Regions from separate parts of the Homo sapiens genome. Here region 2 is linked to region 1. Evidence: read pairs that join two places in POLR2A ChIA-PET (ENCODE). Cell type or tissue: PC-9. All regions are shown on one strand. Links, peaks and the distances in the headings refer to the core of each region. The heading gives the core; the rest is flanking DNA.

Evidence for each region. ChIA-PET counts read pairs that join two places held together with the same protein. Peaks named below come from ENCODE experiments on the same cell type or tissue, not always from the same donor. Only the 100,000 strongest peaks of a DNase experiment are listed, where the experiment ranks them.
Region 2: POLR2A ChIA-PET joins it to region 1 with 10 read pairs; 18 of 35 experiments call an interaction of 5 or more read pairs at or near these places.

What each region holds. Positions count from the first base shown.
Region 1 is chr1:40,303,982-40,310,262 of GRCh38, reverse strand. COL9A2 (collagen type IX alpha 2 chain) reads left to right here. Exons shown (of 32, transcript NM_001852.4): 15 at 99-152; 16 at 272-325; 17 at 2,018-2,071; 18 at 2,507-2,560; 19 at 2,764-2,817; 20 at 4,076-4,120; 21 at 4,495-4,548; 22 at 5,416-5,469; 23 at 5,734-5,787; 24 at 5,872-5,943; 25 at 6,164-6,199. Among named protein-coding and RNA genes, the nearest start is that of COL9A2, 10 kb to the left of the region's middle. In PC-9, for the core only: a CTCF peak has its summit at 4,530; DNase peaks (open chromatin) are centred at 3,752, 4,662, 4,982 and 5,252; H3K4me3 peaks cover 780 bases; H3K27ac peaks cover 2,416 bases.
Region 2 is chr1:40,137,439-40,146,426 of GRCh38, reverse strand. No RefSeq gene overlaps it. Among named protein-coding and RNA genes, the nearest start is that of RLF, 19 kb to the left of the region's middle. RefSeq lists an enhancer at 2,350-2,449. In PC-9, for the core only: no CTCF peak of the experiment used is centred there; DNase peaks (open chromatin) are centred at 4,046 and 4,376; H3K4me3 peaks cover 1,005 bases; H3K27ac peaks cover 1,970 bases.

The DNA.
Region 1 (6,281 bases), core at 3,539-6,038:
TAAGTGAATCTTGGGGTGTTCTACAAGAGCTTCCAGGAGCTGCCTTCTGGCCCCTGGAGTTCAGCCAGGACTGACCTGCAACCCTTTCCTCTCCCCAGGGCCCTCATGGATATAAAGGCATGGTGGGCGCTATCGGTGCCACTGGGCCACCGGTAAGCCTCTTTTTGCTCCCCTACCCCTGAGGCTGGAGCTCCTACAGCTACAGCCACAGAGTGGGCATGGCTCCCCCTGAGCCTGTGTGACCTGGATTCCTGCTTGTCTTTCTTGCCAGGGTGAGGAAGGTCCTAGGGGACCGCCAGGCCGAGCTGGGGAGAAGGGTGACGAGGTGAGTCCTCAGGCACCCATTGTTCAGTCAGGACCCCTGGGGAGTACTGGGCAGGACAAGGCACCCCCTAAGGCTGTGTGTGTGAGAGTGCATGAGTGTGTGCGTGAGTGTGAATGTGTAGTGTGTGTGAGTGTGTAGTGTGTGTGTGTGTAGACTGTGTGTATATGAGTGTATGTGTACAGTGTGTATGTGTGAGGCTGTCTGTGAGTGTGTGTAGTATGTGTATGTGAGTGTGTGAGGATATCTCTGAGTGTGTGTGTGTGACTGTGAGTGTATGTATGTGTGTGTGAGTGAGTGTGTGTGTGTCTGCCCAAGTGGGTGACCTGCTGGGGAGGACCATCTGTGCCAAGAGCCCAGTCAGCCCAAATTCAGACTTTAGGCGAAGCCCTGGGATCCAGTCCCATGGTCACTGGGGCCAGACAATGAGATTCCAGCAAATCAGCCATGGGGCTAATGGGATTTGGTCTCGATCCCAGTTCTCTTAACTCTTTTTTTTTTTTTTTCCCAATTAATAGACCTGTTGGGGGAAGCGGTTTTAAGTTTACAGAAAAATGGAGCAGAAAACACAGTTAACTGTTATTATTATTTAGTTTTTTAAATTATTTTCTTTTCTTTTTAAAAATTAAAAAATTCTTATACTTTTATTTTTCTATTAGACAGCAGAGATCATCTAGTTGTTTTGTTTTGTTTTGTTTTTGAGATGGAGTTTTATTCTTGTTGCCCAGGCTGGAGTGCATGGTGCGATCTCGGCTCACTGCAACCTCCGCCTCCCTGGTTCAAGAGATTCTCTTGCCTCAGCCACCCAAGTGGCTGGGATTACAGGCATGCGCCACCATGCTCAGCTAATTTTGTATTTTTAGTAGAGACAGGGTTTCACCATGTTAGGCTGGTCTCGAACTCCTGACCTCAGGTGATCCACCTGCCTCGGCCTCCCAAAGTGCTGGGATTACAGGTGTGAGCCAACACGCCCAGCAATATCTAGTTTTTTAATGCAATTTTTTAACTATACAGAAAACCAGTGAGAGTGATATAAAGAATCCCCATGTACCTATCACAGGTTCCAATTCAGTTATTAACATTTTGTCAGTCTTGTGTCCTCTATCCCCCAGACCCCTCCTTCCTTTGATTTTGTTATTGCTTTGCTCTGATGTTTTCAAGTAAATCCTTAACATCCTATCATCTCAGCCCTAGATACTTTTGTACATATCTCTAAACAATAAGCACTCATTCTCACATAATCACATTATCACAACTGACAAAATAAACAAGTACTCCCTAACATCATCTAATGGCCAGTCTCTGTTCAGTTTTTCCCAATTATCTCAAAAATGTCTTTTCCTGGTTCTTGTTCAAATCAAGACTCACACAGCATCCACACACTGCATTCGGTTGTTGTGTTCCTTTGGCTGAGTGGATTGTGGGGCCTTGGCCAAGGTCTCAGTGGATTCTGGCTCCCACCCCTGCTCTGGCTCAGCCCAGCCTGGCCTCCTGGCACTGACTTCTCCTCCCTCCTGCTGGTGCCAGGGCAGGAAGGGTACTCCCAAGGCTCTCTCCTCCGGCCCCTGCATGGTGTGGCCTGTGCCAGAGGAACTCTGGGACCTAGAGGCCACTGTTCTCAGTGGTTCCCCTCTCTGCACAGCCAGACAGGGGCCCAACATCCTGAGGGTGACCTGATCTCTCTCCGCTTTGCAGGGCAGCCCAGGTATTCGTGGACCCCAGGGGATCACAGGCCCGAAAGGAGCAACGGTAGGTGCCAGAGGCCTAGGCCCACCAGGACAGAGGCCAGGGCCCAGCTGCTTTGTCCAAACCCCCAGAAGAGAAGCCTGGGATGCTAGTCTGAACTCTGCAACTGGTGGGCTGGCTCCATAACCTCAGGAAATGCCTCCCTTTCTGTGCCTCAGTTTCTTCACCTGTAAACAGGGGTGATGACATACGGGAGGTCATGGGGAGCTTGCAGCAGTCGGGGACACCACCCTCCACACTAGGGAAGGACTGTGTTCCGTGACCCTCATCCCCTTCCCACTTCAACTCCCCTCCCCCAGTTGGCCAGTGGGGCTTCCTGGGATGACCAGAGCCACTCCCTCCCTGCACACTGCAGCTGTCTCAGAGGAACAGGGGTGGGTGGCCAGACCCCAGACATCTCCGCATTATCACTCTCCCTTGAACTTTCCTCCTGGGTAGGGCCCCCCAGGCATCAACGGCAAGGATGGGACCCCAGGCACGCCTGGCATGAAGGTAGGAGTGGGGCTGCTGATGGGACTGGGGCAGGGGCAGGACCTTGAGTCCTGGATTCTAGACACCAAGAGCCTGGGGTCCTCAGGTCATGGACATGCCCTTTCTTGCCTCTGGATCTCAGTTTCCCTACCTGCATCTGGGTAGAAGCCATGGCCCTCTGGCTGGAGCTTTAATTTGTATCTTTGGTTATCTGTCTATCCCAGGGCAGTGCAGGACAGGCGGGACAGCCCGGAAGTCCAGGCCACCAGGGCCTAGCGGTAAGTGTCAGGTGGAGCCACAGGGGCTGGCCAGGGGCTAGTGGCTGATGAGGTTAGAATCCACACACACCCGGGGCTCTTGCTCAATCACCACCTCTTGCCTTGTTACCAACTCTGTGGCCCCTGGCCTGGCGAAGGCTTCATTACTTGGACAATTACTCTAGCCTTCTCTTTGGCCATTCCAGTCCTCCATGTTGGCTAAATGGGATCTGACCATTTCTGCACTATAGCACCTTCCATGGCTCCCCACCGCCTCCAGGAAAAAGTCATTCAGTCCAGTCCTTCAATAAGTAGTTATTGAGGTCGGGTGCAGTGGCTCATGCCTATAATCCCAGCACTTCAGGAGGCTCAGCTGAGTGGATCACTTGAGGTCAGGAGTTCAAAACCAGCCTGGCCAATGTGGTGACACCCCGTCTCTACTAAAAATACAAAAATTAGCTGGGCGTGGCGGCTCATGCCTGTAATCTCAGCTACTCAGGAGGCTGAGGCAGGAGAATTGCTTGAGCCCAGGAGGCGGAGGTTGCACTGAGCCAAGATTACACCACTGCACTCCAGCCTGGGTAACAGAGCAAGACTCCATCTCAAAAAAAAAAAAAAAAAATAGTTATTGAGTATCTGAGGTATACTAAGTGGCAGGTAAACAATTATAAATAGGACAGATGCAATCTTTGTCTTCATGGCTCATCTTACCATTCAATGACCACCATAATCTGACCCCAACCTGCCCCTCCTGCCATATCAGCAATGGCCCCTCTCTGTCCTTTCCCTTCTCAACAGGCCTTGGCTTTTCTGCCTCCACACCTTTAGGCCTTTGCTGGTCCCTCTGTTTGAAATGCCCTTTCTGGTCTCTTTGTGCCTTCTTATCGTTCAGGGCCATCTCCATTCCATACCTCCTGGAGTCCAGTCCATGGGAGCCTGCCCTCCCTCCCTGTGGGGGTACTGAGTGGCCAAACCTGTTTCTGTGCACACATGCAGACTTGTGTTCCTGCGTGCACTCACATGGGCTCAGGCACCTGAGAGCACATATCCATCTCTTCCACGTAGACCCCAGGTCCTGGAAGACAGGCCATTCTCTGTGCCCCACTCCTCTGCCACCACTGTGGGAATGTACAGTTAAGTTCATCATGCCGTGGCTGGACCTTCTGTTGTTCAGCTCCCACAGGTGGGGGAAATCTGGATTGGGGATGGGAAGCAAAGCAGCAGGTGCATGGGGCTCCCTCATGCCAGGGCAGAAACTGACTTCAACTTCTTTCTGCAGGGTGTGCCAGGCCAGCCTGGGACAAAAGGAGGCCCTGGAGACCAGGTGAGGCGATCCCAAGCTGGGGACAGAATTGAGCAAGGAAGTCTGGGGCCAGGAAGACAGCAAGGCCCAGGCCTCAGCCAAGTCTCAGAGGCTCAGCCAGAACATAAGCCCCTTGGGCCTAACCACCTCCCTCCTGCCACCTCCCACCCATCATGCACTCCTCAGCCTGCCTCAGTGCAGATAGGATGGCATGGCTTAAAATCCAGAGGAGAAACAAACAGGAAAATCAGGAGCCAAGAGGATTGAACCAAGAATACCCTCTCCCCCGTCCCAGCTCATCTGGTTCCAGGCTCTGTTTAGGCTTCGTTGGGTTTCCCTGAGGCCAAGGGCCTGACTGGGCCACCCAGACTGACCTGAGAACTGTTTTCCTGCAGGGTGAGCCGGGCCCGCAGGGCCTTCCTGGATTCTCTGGTCCCCCTGGGAAAGAGGTAAATGCCCCCTGCACTGACACAAGGGTTCCTGCTTTAGGGTGAGGCCATGGGGTGGAGCCCTAACCTAGGGAGAGCTCCGAGTTAGTCTGGCTCTGCCCTGACCCAATGATTCAGGGAAGCTCTTTCTCCTCCCTGGGCCTGTTTCCCTATGTACATTGCAGGGAGGGTGGGGACTGGCTCTGTTCTGGAGTGTGACTTTCCTAGATGGCCAAGTTGATGGGCTGGGAATCCAACAGGCAGAGTTGTTCGTTCATTTATTCATTGCATAAACATTCACTAAACACTTGCAACTATGAGTCTCCTCTTCATATGGAGGGTATAGTTTAATGGAAGAAATAGACATGAAATAAATGATCACGCCGGGCGCGGTGGCTCACGCCTGTAATCCCAGCATTTTGGGAGGCTGAGGCGGGTGGATCACGAGGTCAGGAGATCCAGACCGCGGTGAAACCCCGTCTCTACTAAAAATACAAAAAATTAGCCTGGGGCGGTGGCAGGCACCTGTAGTCCCAGCTACTCTGGAGGCTGAGGCAGGAGAATGGCATGAACCCGGGAGGCGGAGCTTGCAGTGAGCGGAGATCGCGCCACTGCATTCCAGCCTGGGTGACAGAGCAAGACTCCCTCTCAAAAAAAAAAAAAAAAAAAAAAAAGAAAGAAAGAAATGATCACATGATAAGTAATTCAAATTGTGTTGGGTCCTTTGAAAGAAAACTACAGGGACCCAAAACCATGGAACAGGTGGTCTGGGAAACCTTCCCTGATGAAGCAAATTAGCTGAGACCCAGGGTAGGGAGGGGCTGGCCAGGTGTGGAAGGGTGGGTTCCACCAGGTCAAACGCTTAGCCCCAATTTCTCCTTCCTCCAGGGAGAGCCAGGGCCTCGAGGAGAAATTGGTCCCCAGGGCATCATGGGACAGAAGGTAAGTGCCTGGCACAATGGCCCCTCCCCGGGGGCCTCTGCGGCAGCTGGCACTGCTGGATACAGCATCTGCTCCGTGCAGCCCGTGAGATGCCTCCCCAGGCAGGGCCTAGGTTTGCTTTGCTGGTCTGCCAAGTGGAGAAAGGACCCCCTGCCAGTGACAGCAGGAATGGAGGGCACCCTGACCATGCGGTGCCAGGCCTCGGTGCGGGAGGCTACCCCTGCTGAGAGCTGCTGAGGTTGTGACCTTCTCTTTCCATTTCAGGGTGACCAAGGCGAGAGGGGTCCAGTGGGGCAACCAGGCCCTCAGGGAAGGCAGGTGAGTGCAGGCCAGCTAAGGTGGGCAGGGCGTCATATCCAGGCCCCTCATTCCATTTATTCCTTTGGTTTCTTTTCTCCTCAGGGCCCTAAGGGGGAGCAGGGCCCCCCCGGAATTCCAGGGCCCCAAGGCTTGCCAGGCGTCAAAGGAGACAAGGTGCCAGATGGGGCTGGGAAACACCTGGGAAAGGGGCCCTATAACAGGGGGAGTGGGGTCGGCAGGACTCAGATCCTTCCGGAGCCTCCAAACCTGCGGATCTCAGGGTTCTGGTCTGGTCGGCGAGGCGGAGTTGGAAAGAGGGGTGTGGCCGAAAGTTAGGTGGGGGACCCCGTGGAGGGGGGAGCTCGCCAAACCCCTCACTGCCCGCTTTCTCCAGGGCTCCCCAGGGAAGACCGGGCCCCGCGGCAAAGTGGTGAGTTCCAGCACCCCTGTTCCCAGCGACCCCCAACCCTGCTCTGCGTCCCCGCCGCCACCGCGCGTCTGACCCGTGGTTC
Region 2 (8,988 bases), core at 2,890-5,389, 160 kb after region 1:
TCATAGTTGTGGGTCCTAATGAGATTTATCCAAAGAGCGGAGAATGAGGCCAGATGCACAGTAAGCACTCAGTGTCACTAGTATTACTCCTATAAGGTTCAGCTTCAGAGGATAACTTTAGTTTCCTTTACTGTAGTCCCTCCACACCTACTGACCATGGATGCCATCTATTTTCACGACTTTGTCCTGTGAGTGACAAAATGATCAAGAGGACAGACCCATACTGTGGATCATCAAAGGAGCTGATTGATTAGGCTAGGATTTCTGATTTGCAAATTCAATAACTTGATTCTATCATTTCACCTAGGTTGTGATTAAGGCACAAGAGCCCAAATTACTAATTTACCTTAAGAAATATAATGGTATCTCTACAGAAAAGTCAGCTTGGGAAGCAAAATTAACACCGGAAGTTTGCTTAGGGAGGGTACAATTGGTGTAAAGGGAATGAGAAGATCTTAAACCACCATTGTTCCAACACCCTAGCTTCTCCCACGGTTATTTTTTATCCTTTCTTTCTCTACCCCCCAAATCTAATCAGGTTAGATTCTAAGTCCTATTAATTTGTGCTCAGGAAACTTTCTCCCATATTTTCTCTTACCCATTTCTACTTCTCCATGCCTGGGGAATGAGAGTATATAGATAACACAAAATAATGTCCTCTAAAGGTCTTCAAATGAGAAGCATTTGAAGAGTGAGAGTGGCTTCCAGGTGAGGGAGAGGATGTGCTTCAGAAGCTGATTTTGATTATCATTTCCCATGGCTGGACTTGCTGCCATCACCTCCCTGGGACCCTGGGAACATTTTGTTCCTTTCCCAGGGGCTCAGCATTCCCTTCTGGGAGGCTTTGTTGCTCCCATTTTGATGAAGGGTTAGGGGCCCAAAGGTAGAGAACCCCCAAAGGAGATGGGAATCCAAAAATCTCACAGATGCTATTTCAGACTTTCCCCTCCTGCCAAAGTCTCCCTGGAGAATCCTTCTTTCCTCTGCCCTTTGGGAGATTTTATATTTGTTGGATTTAAGGGAGGGGCAGTTCCTTCATCGTACCACTACCGTTAGACATGCCCTACTTTGCTCTTGCTTGAATGATTGCAAGGGCTTCCCAACAGGCATTCCTGCTTCTAGTTCATCCCCTTGCTCCCCGAGATTCATCTTCCTAAATTTGACTCCATTGTTTAAGATTGTTCAGTCCCTTCTTGCTTCAAATAGAATCGAAATCTTCAGCCTGCCTATTAGGTTCTACCACCTGGCCTTATCACCTGCTATTCCTAAAAGCACCAGAATTTCTTGTTAGCACCCCATACATGTTGCTACCCCACCCCCCAACATATAATTTTCCTGCCTTTGTGTCTGCTCAATTTGTCACCTTTTCTTGGAAACTCCCTTCTATGTGTACTAAATACAATTAACGGGGCATATCATCCAGTCATGGCAGAGGCCCCCAGTTACATTAACCTTCAGCAAACCCTAAACTTTTTCTCACTTCAGGGCCTCTGTACTTGTTCTTCCCTCTATCTGGAACATTCTTCACTTGTCCAGCTTCTTCTCAATCTTCAGGGTTGATCTCTTAAAGTAAGGCCCTTAATTTTCTCTCTTCTAGCATCCTGTTCTTTTTTTCCTTCATAGCACTTACCAAAATATGTAATTATACATTTAAATATTAATTTATTTGTTTAATCCTCCACTAGACTGTAAACTTGCAGTATTCATGTCTATTTGCTCCCCACTCTATTTTTCAGTGCCTAGCACAGTGCAAGGATGTAAAAAACATGAATATTTGCTGAATGCATAAGTGATTGAATGGGTTATAGTGCATAGAACTCATGGTCTGTCATCAACAAAATCCTATATTCTCGATCTCTTCTCTGCTTTAACTTAGACCTGGCTTTCCCCAAAGAACACCATTTCTCCCAAGTGACATCTTTTCTCTTTTGTTCACTTCATAGATTAGTGCCTGGCACAGAATAGTTGCTCTGCAATTATTTAATTGCTGTTTACTGGCTGTGTCCTTTTCCCTCTAAGCTAATGAATGGTTAGGAAGATAGCTCAACAGAATGAAAAGAAGTCATTCTGGAGGCAGACAGGCTGAGATTGAATCCTAGTCCTGCTGCTGACTAGCTGGTGATTTGACCAAGTTCGTTAACCTCTCTGAGCCACAGGGTTCATCTTTAAGTGTAATAGAATTTTAACTCGCGCGGAGGTACTTTATTAGGTTGGCCCAATGAGTTGATTCACACTGCCCCCTAGAGGACTTCTGTTTCTGGGACAACAGACTCCAAACCCTAGGAATGTTTGAGGATCTTTGTGAGCTACTCAGACGCACCTGAGGGAGAGGAGGGCTCCAGATCAGCCCTGTGGGAGTTGGCTCCAGATCAGCCCTGTGGGAGTTGGCCCCAAATCAGCCCTGCAGGGGTTGGCCCCAGATCAGCCCTGCAGGAGTTGACTCCAGATCAGCCCTGCAGGAGTTGGGACACAGACAAAAAGTTAAGAGGTCTTGGAGAAGGCAGCTCAGACATTGACAAGGTCAGCAGTCCTCGAGCAGCAGTGGCAGTGGGAGTTTTAATGATTTCTGAGAATCAAGGAGGGGACTTGGTTTGCAAAGCCTGCCTTTGTTGCTACTTAAGCATGTGGTGGGTTATCCAGAGCTCGGAGATTTAGAATATTGCTAAAGGTGAAGTCCATTTGTGTTAACCATAGCTGAGGTCAGGGGTATTTCAGAGTCACATGTAAAATGGAGCATCCTTAATAATAAGTACCTGCCTTTCAGGGTTGTTGTGAGGATCAAATGAGAAAAGAGTCATGTAACATGCTAATATGGTACCTGATACATAACAATTGCTCAATAAATGACAACTGCTATTATTGTTGAAGGTAAGGCAGCCTCTCCACTTTCCTTTCTTACACTACATGCTAAATTTATTCTCTAATAATAAAGAGTCAGGAAAAAAATGGAGCAAAAATGTGATCAAATATGCACTTTCTTGTAGGCAGTCTTTTGCTTTTTTCGTTTTGTAATAAAATTATCCTATTAATAAATTAAATGTGTATAGTTAAATCTATTTAAAATCCATTCATAAATGGTAAAGTAATTATTATGTGGTTGCCAGTGGCCAGAGGTAGAAGTGAGGTAGAAATTGATGGATAAGGGGCAAATGGAATCTTTTGGGGGTGAAAGAAATGTTCTATATCTTTTTTTTTTTTTTTTGAGGCAGAGTCTCGCTCTGTCGCCCAGGCTGGAGTGCAGTGGCATGATCTCGGCTCACTGCAACCTCCACCTCCCAGGTTCAAGTGATTCTCCTGCGTTAGTCACTTGAGTAGCTGGCACACCACCATGCCCGGCTAATTTTTGTATTTTTAGTAGAGACGGGGTTTCACCATGTTGGCCAAGATGGTCTCAATCACCTGACCTCGTGATCCACCCACCTCGGCCTCCCAAAGTGCTGGGATTACAGGTGTGAGCCACCGCGCCCGGCCCATTTAATACATTTTAATTTAACTTGACTACTATCTGCAATAGCAATGGAAATGAATCAGTGGGGAAAGATAAGAGAGACAGAGAAAGAGCGTAAGAACCCATATTATAACTCTGACCTGGACACAGAGCTGGGCTCTTGGAATACAAACTGAAATAGAACTGGTTCCTGACCTCAAACAGCAGCTAACTGTCTTATGAGGAAGACACACACATAAACATATAATTTCTCCTTAAAAAATTAAATATTCTTGAATAATTAAAATATGTATTTGGTTTTGAAAAAATCTGTACAAATAATAGTAAAAATCAGTCTCCCTCCCACCCCTGTCTCTTGGTTGAAAGCAACCACTGAAAACAGTTTATTCTACAGCCATTCAGAGGCATTCTACTTACATACAAGCAGAATTTTTATATGGTATGTGTATTGTTAGCTTTGTGTATGGTAGCTTTACTGTCTCTGAGTTTTCCTCCTTTAAACAAACAAACAAACAAACAAACACTTAACATTCTACCCTGTAGATGAGTCCATAACAAAACCTATTAAACAGATGGTTTGCAATATAAGATGGTAAGAACAATGGGAAAGAAATGAAAAGAATGCTGTGGTGTGGAGACTACTGGCATCTAGCAAGGGAAAGCTTCCTGGAGGATTGATGAGGCTGCCTTATCTCTTTTATGAGTATTCCAAGATAAAAATACAAGAGCTAATTAGTAAACCAAATGCTCTAGTTGTATACTAAACTGTGTTGTCTACAACTCTGATTGTTGTTTGGAGGGGAGCAAAAACAGTTTGAGCAGGCCAGGGGTGGGGAAAAGTTATTGCACAGAAAGTGGGACTGTCGAGGTATGAGGTAATAGGTCTTGGTACAGGAAGCACTGGGAGCCCATTGTGTGCAGGGAGGTCTTTGGTTACAGACTTGAGTATAGTATTTCAGATGACCCAGGGACTGATTAGAAGGATTAAAGGATGCTTACTTGTAGTTCTTTTTTTTTTTTTTTTTTTTTTGAGACAGAATCTCGCTCTGTTGCCCAGGCTGGAATGCAGTGGCACAATCTCAGCTCACTGCAACCTCTACCTCCCGGGTTCAAGCAGTTCTTCCTGCCTCAGCCTCCCGAGTAGCTGGGGTTACAGGCACCTGCCACCACGCCCAGCTAATTTTTGTATTTTTAGTGGAGACAGGATTTCACCTTGTTGGCCAGGCTGGCCTCGAACTCCTGACCTCAGGTGATCTGCCCACCTCAGCCTCCTAAAGTGTTGGGATTACAGGCGTGAGCCACTGCGCCTGGCCACTTATTTGTAGTTCTAACTAGCATTGCCAGATTTAGCAAATAAAACCACAAGGCATCCAGTTAAGTTTGGAGTTACATAAACAATAAATAATTTTTAAATATAAGTATGTATGTCCCATATTCAACTTAACTGGTCATCCTGTATTTTATCTGGCAACCCTGTCTTTAACCCAACCATGTGAAAAAATCAAATTGACCACTCAACATCAGGCAGTTAAAAACAATGACGAAGTGGGCGTTTTTAATTGGAAGAATAGACAAACAAGAAAATGTGTAGGGCTGGGGCCAAGAGTTGTTTAAGTGAGTTTAGGGCTGGTGGAGCCTGGGCCAAGGAGACTCTGGTGATCTGGGCTGGCAGGTCTGGGGCTGAGGTAGTAGCTTACAAGGTCAGGACAACTAGGTTCAGAGCCAAATAAATGGTTCTCATGGTCAGGAATGGCAGGGTCATGGCAAAGCCTGCAGCTCAAGGTCAGGGTCAGTAAGAATGGGGCCAAGGAGATGGCCCATGTGGTCAGGAGATTGAGCAAATAAGAAAATATATTGAGAATAGTGAGAGCCAGGTTTCTTACTCTTGGAGACAATAAGTATGAAAAGGGGAAAGACTAGAACAAACCCTGTAATTAGAGTCAGAGGTGTGAGCCTATAGGGTGTGTGTGTGTGTGAATATTATATATGATATACAAAGAGAGACAGAAGAGTAGATGTGTGTGTTTATGATATGTATAGTGGCTTTTTGGTTTTTCAAAACACACTAATTTGTAGCATTTGCTGATTTCCACGGTGTAAATACTCCCAGCATGAAATAATACTAGTTTCACAGCCACCCGCAAAGTTCCTGAATATTTAACAAGCAGCTTTTGCAAGTCCATATGAGCCAACTCCACTACAGTACTTCGGAATGTACATCATACGTATGATTGTGTGTGTGTGTGTCCAGACATATTTTTCCTAGTTGATATCTTGTTTCCTTGTCCTACTGAAAGGACTTGCAAGACCGACACACCCATAGCAATGAGTGCACCTAGCATCTACATCTTGACTTCCAAGTATCATTCTTCACTAAAAAGAAACCAAAAGTTCTTAGAGAAATGGCTGATTTCATGACTAGGGCAGTGAAAAATCTTACTGGTTCAGGAAGAAAGGAAGTATTCAAAGAATGAGGATGTAGTAAGCTAAGTAATGGCCCCTGAAGCTCTAATCTCTGGAATCTGTAAATATTATCATATACAGAAAAAGGATCTTTAGAGATATGATCAAGGAACTTGAGATGGGGAGATTGTCTTGGATTATTCAAGTGGACTTTAAATGCAAACACAAGTATCCTTGTAAGAGAGAGGCAGAGAGAGATTACGCAAAAGGAGAAGGCAGGAGGCAGAGACTGGAGTGGTGCAGCCACAAGCCAAGTGCCAGCTGGAAGCTGGGAGAGGCAAGGAACGAATTCTCCCCTAGAGCCCAGAGGAAGCATGGCCGTGTTAATATTCCTGATTTGGGCCCAGTGAAGTTGATTTTGAATGTCTGGACTTCAGAACCATGAGAACTGCAGCTGTTTTAAGCCACCGAGTTTGTGGTACACTGTTACAGCAGGCATAGCAAACTAATACAGATGAGAAATGTCAAAAGAACACAGGAGCCAGTGTAAAGAGGCTCCCACTGGCCAAATCAGGGACAATCTAGTCATCAAAGTAAATTATGATTGTAAGGAATTATAACTTATTGAATAAATTGGGAATCCTTAAGCCCACACTAATATAAATAAAAAATTAATTAAAAAGGATACAGGAGACCAGGTCCAGTGGCTCATGCCTGTAATCACAGCACTTTGGGAGGCTGAGGCAGGCAGATCACTTAAGGTCAGGAGTTTGAGACCAGCCTGGCCAGCATGGTGAAATCCCATTTCTACTAAAATTACAAAAATTAGCTGGGTGTGGCAGCGTGCACCTGTAGTCGCAGCTACTCAGGAGACTGAGGCATGAGAATCTTTTGAATCTGGATGGCGGAGGTTGTAGTGAGCCAAGATCTCGCCACTACACTGCAGCCTGGGCAACAGAGCAAGACTTGGTCTCAAAAAAAAAAAAAAAAAAAAAAGAGGATACGGGAAAGGAAATGATACTTTACTATAGAATTCAAGTAATAAATGTAGAAGAAACAATGGACATAGGAAAATCTCTATTTGGTGGCCATTATAGTAATAATCCAGGCAAGAATCATTAATGGATGCTAAAACTACTAGGTGTAAATTCGTGTATATTTATGTGTGTGTGTGTGTGTGTGTGTGTGTGTGTGTGTGTGTGTATATATATATGGAAAGAGAGAGAGAGAAATAAAGAGATAAGGAGGCAAATATGATAAAATGCCTCTGGTGGAGATTCTTCAGGATTCTCTGTACTAATCTTGCAAATCTTTTCTAAGTGTGAAATTATTCAAAACCATTTTTTAATTGTGGCAAAATATACATAAAATAAAATTTACCAACCTGTCCGTTTTTAAGCATATAGTTCAATAGTGTTAAGTACATCTGCATTGTTGTGCAACCAATCTCCAAAACTCTTATCTTGCAATCTAAAACTCTATACCCATTAAACAACTCCCCATTTCCCTTCTCCCCAGCCCCTAACAACCACTATTCAACTTTCTGTCTATAAATTTGACTACTAAGTACCTGATATAGGTGGAATCATACAGTATTTGTCTTTTTGTGACTGGCTTAGCGTAATGTTGTCAAGGTGCTACATCCATGGTATAGCATATGTCAGGATTTCCTTCCTTTTTAAGGTGGAATAATATTCCATTGTATGGATATATCCTATTTTGCTTATCCATTCATCTGTTGATGGACATTTGGGTTGCTTCCATGTTTCAGCTATTGTGAATAATGCTGCTCTGAACATGGGTGTACAAATAACTCTTCAAGACCTTGCCTTCAATTCTTTTGGATATATACCCAGAAGTATCAGTGCTGGATCATATGAAAATTTTATGTTTAATTTTTTGAGGAACTGCCATACTGTTTTCCATAGCAGCTGCACCATTTTTCTCTCTTTTCTTTTCTTTTCTTTCTTTTTTTTTTTTTTTTTTTTTGAGACAGAGTTTTGCTCTTGTTGCCCAGGCTGGAGTACAATGGCGTGATGCTGGCTCACTGCAACCTCCGCCTCCCGGGTTCAAGTGATTCTCCTGCCTCAGCCTCCCGAGTAGCTGGGATTACAGGCACCCGCCACCACGACCAGCTAATTTTTGTATTTTTAGTAGAGATGGGGTTTCACCATGTTGACCAGGCTGGTTTCAAACTCCTGACCTCAGGTGATCCACCCGCCTTGGCCTCCCAAAGTGCCGGAATTACAGGTGTGAGCCACCGCGCCCAGCCAACAGCTGCACCATTTTTCATTCCCATCAACAGTACACAAGGATTCTGATTTCTCCACATCCTCACCAAAACTTGTTATTTTCTTCATATTTTTGATAGTGGCCATCCTAATGCGTATGAGATTGTAGCTCGTTGTTTTGATTTGCGTTTCCCTAATGATTAGTGATGTCAAACATCTTTGCATGTGCTTTTTGGCCATGTGCATATCTTCTTTGGAGAAATAACTATTCAAGCTCTTTGCCCTTTTTGTTTTTTTTGTTTTTTTTTTTTGCGACGGAGTCTTGCTCTGTTGCCCAGGCTGGAGTGCAGTGGTGTGATCTCAGCTCACTGCAACCTCCACCTCCCAGTTCAAGCAATTCTCCTGCCTCAGCCTCCCATGTAGCTGGGATTACAGGTGCACGTCACCATGCCTGGTTAATTTTTTTGCATTTTTAGTAGAGACAAAGTTTCACTGTGCTAGCCAGGATGGTCTCGATCTCCTGACCTCATGATCCTCCTGCCTCAACCTCCCAAAGTGCTGGAATTACAGGCGTGAGCCACTGTGCCCAGCTTATTTGCCCAATTTTTAATTGGGTTGTTTGTTTTGCTGTGAGAACTCTCTGTATATTCTGGATATTAACCCCTTATCAGATATAGGAGTGCAATTATTTTCTCTCATTCTGTGGGTTGCCTTTTTACCCTGATTGTGTCCTTTAGAGCATTGTTTGTTTGTTTTTTGAGACAGTTTCACTCTTGTTGCCCGGGCTGGAGTGCAATGGCACGATCTCAGCTCACTGCAACCTCCGCCTCCCAGGCTCAAGCGATTCTCCCATCTCAGCCTCCTGAGTAACTGGGATTACAGGCGCCCACCACCACACCTGGCTAA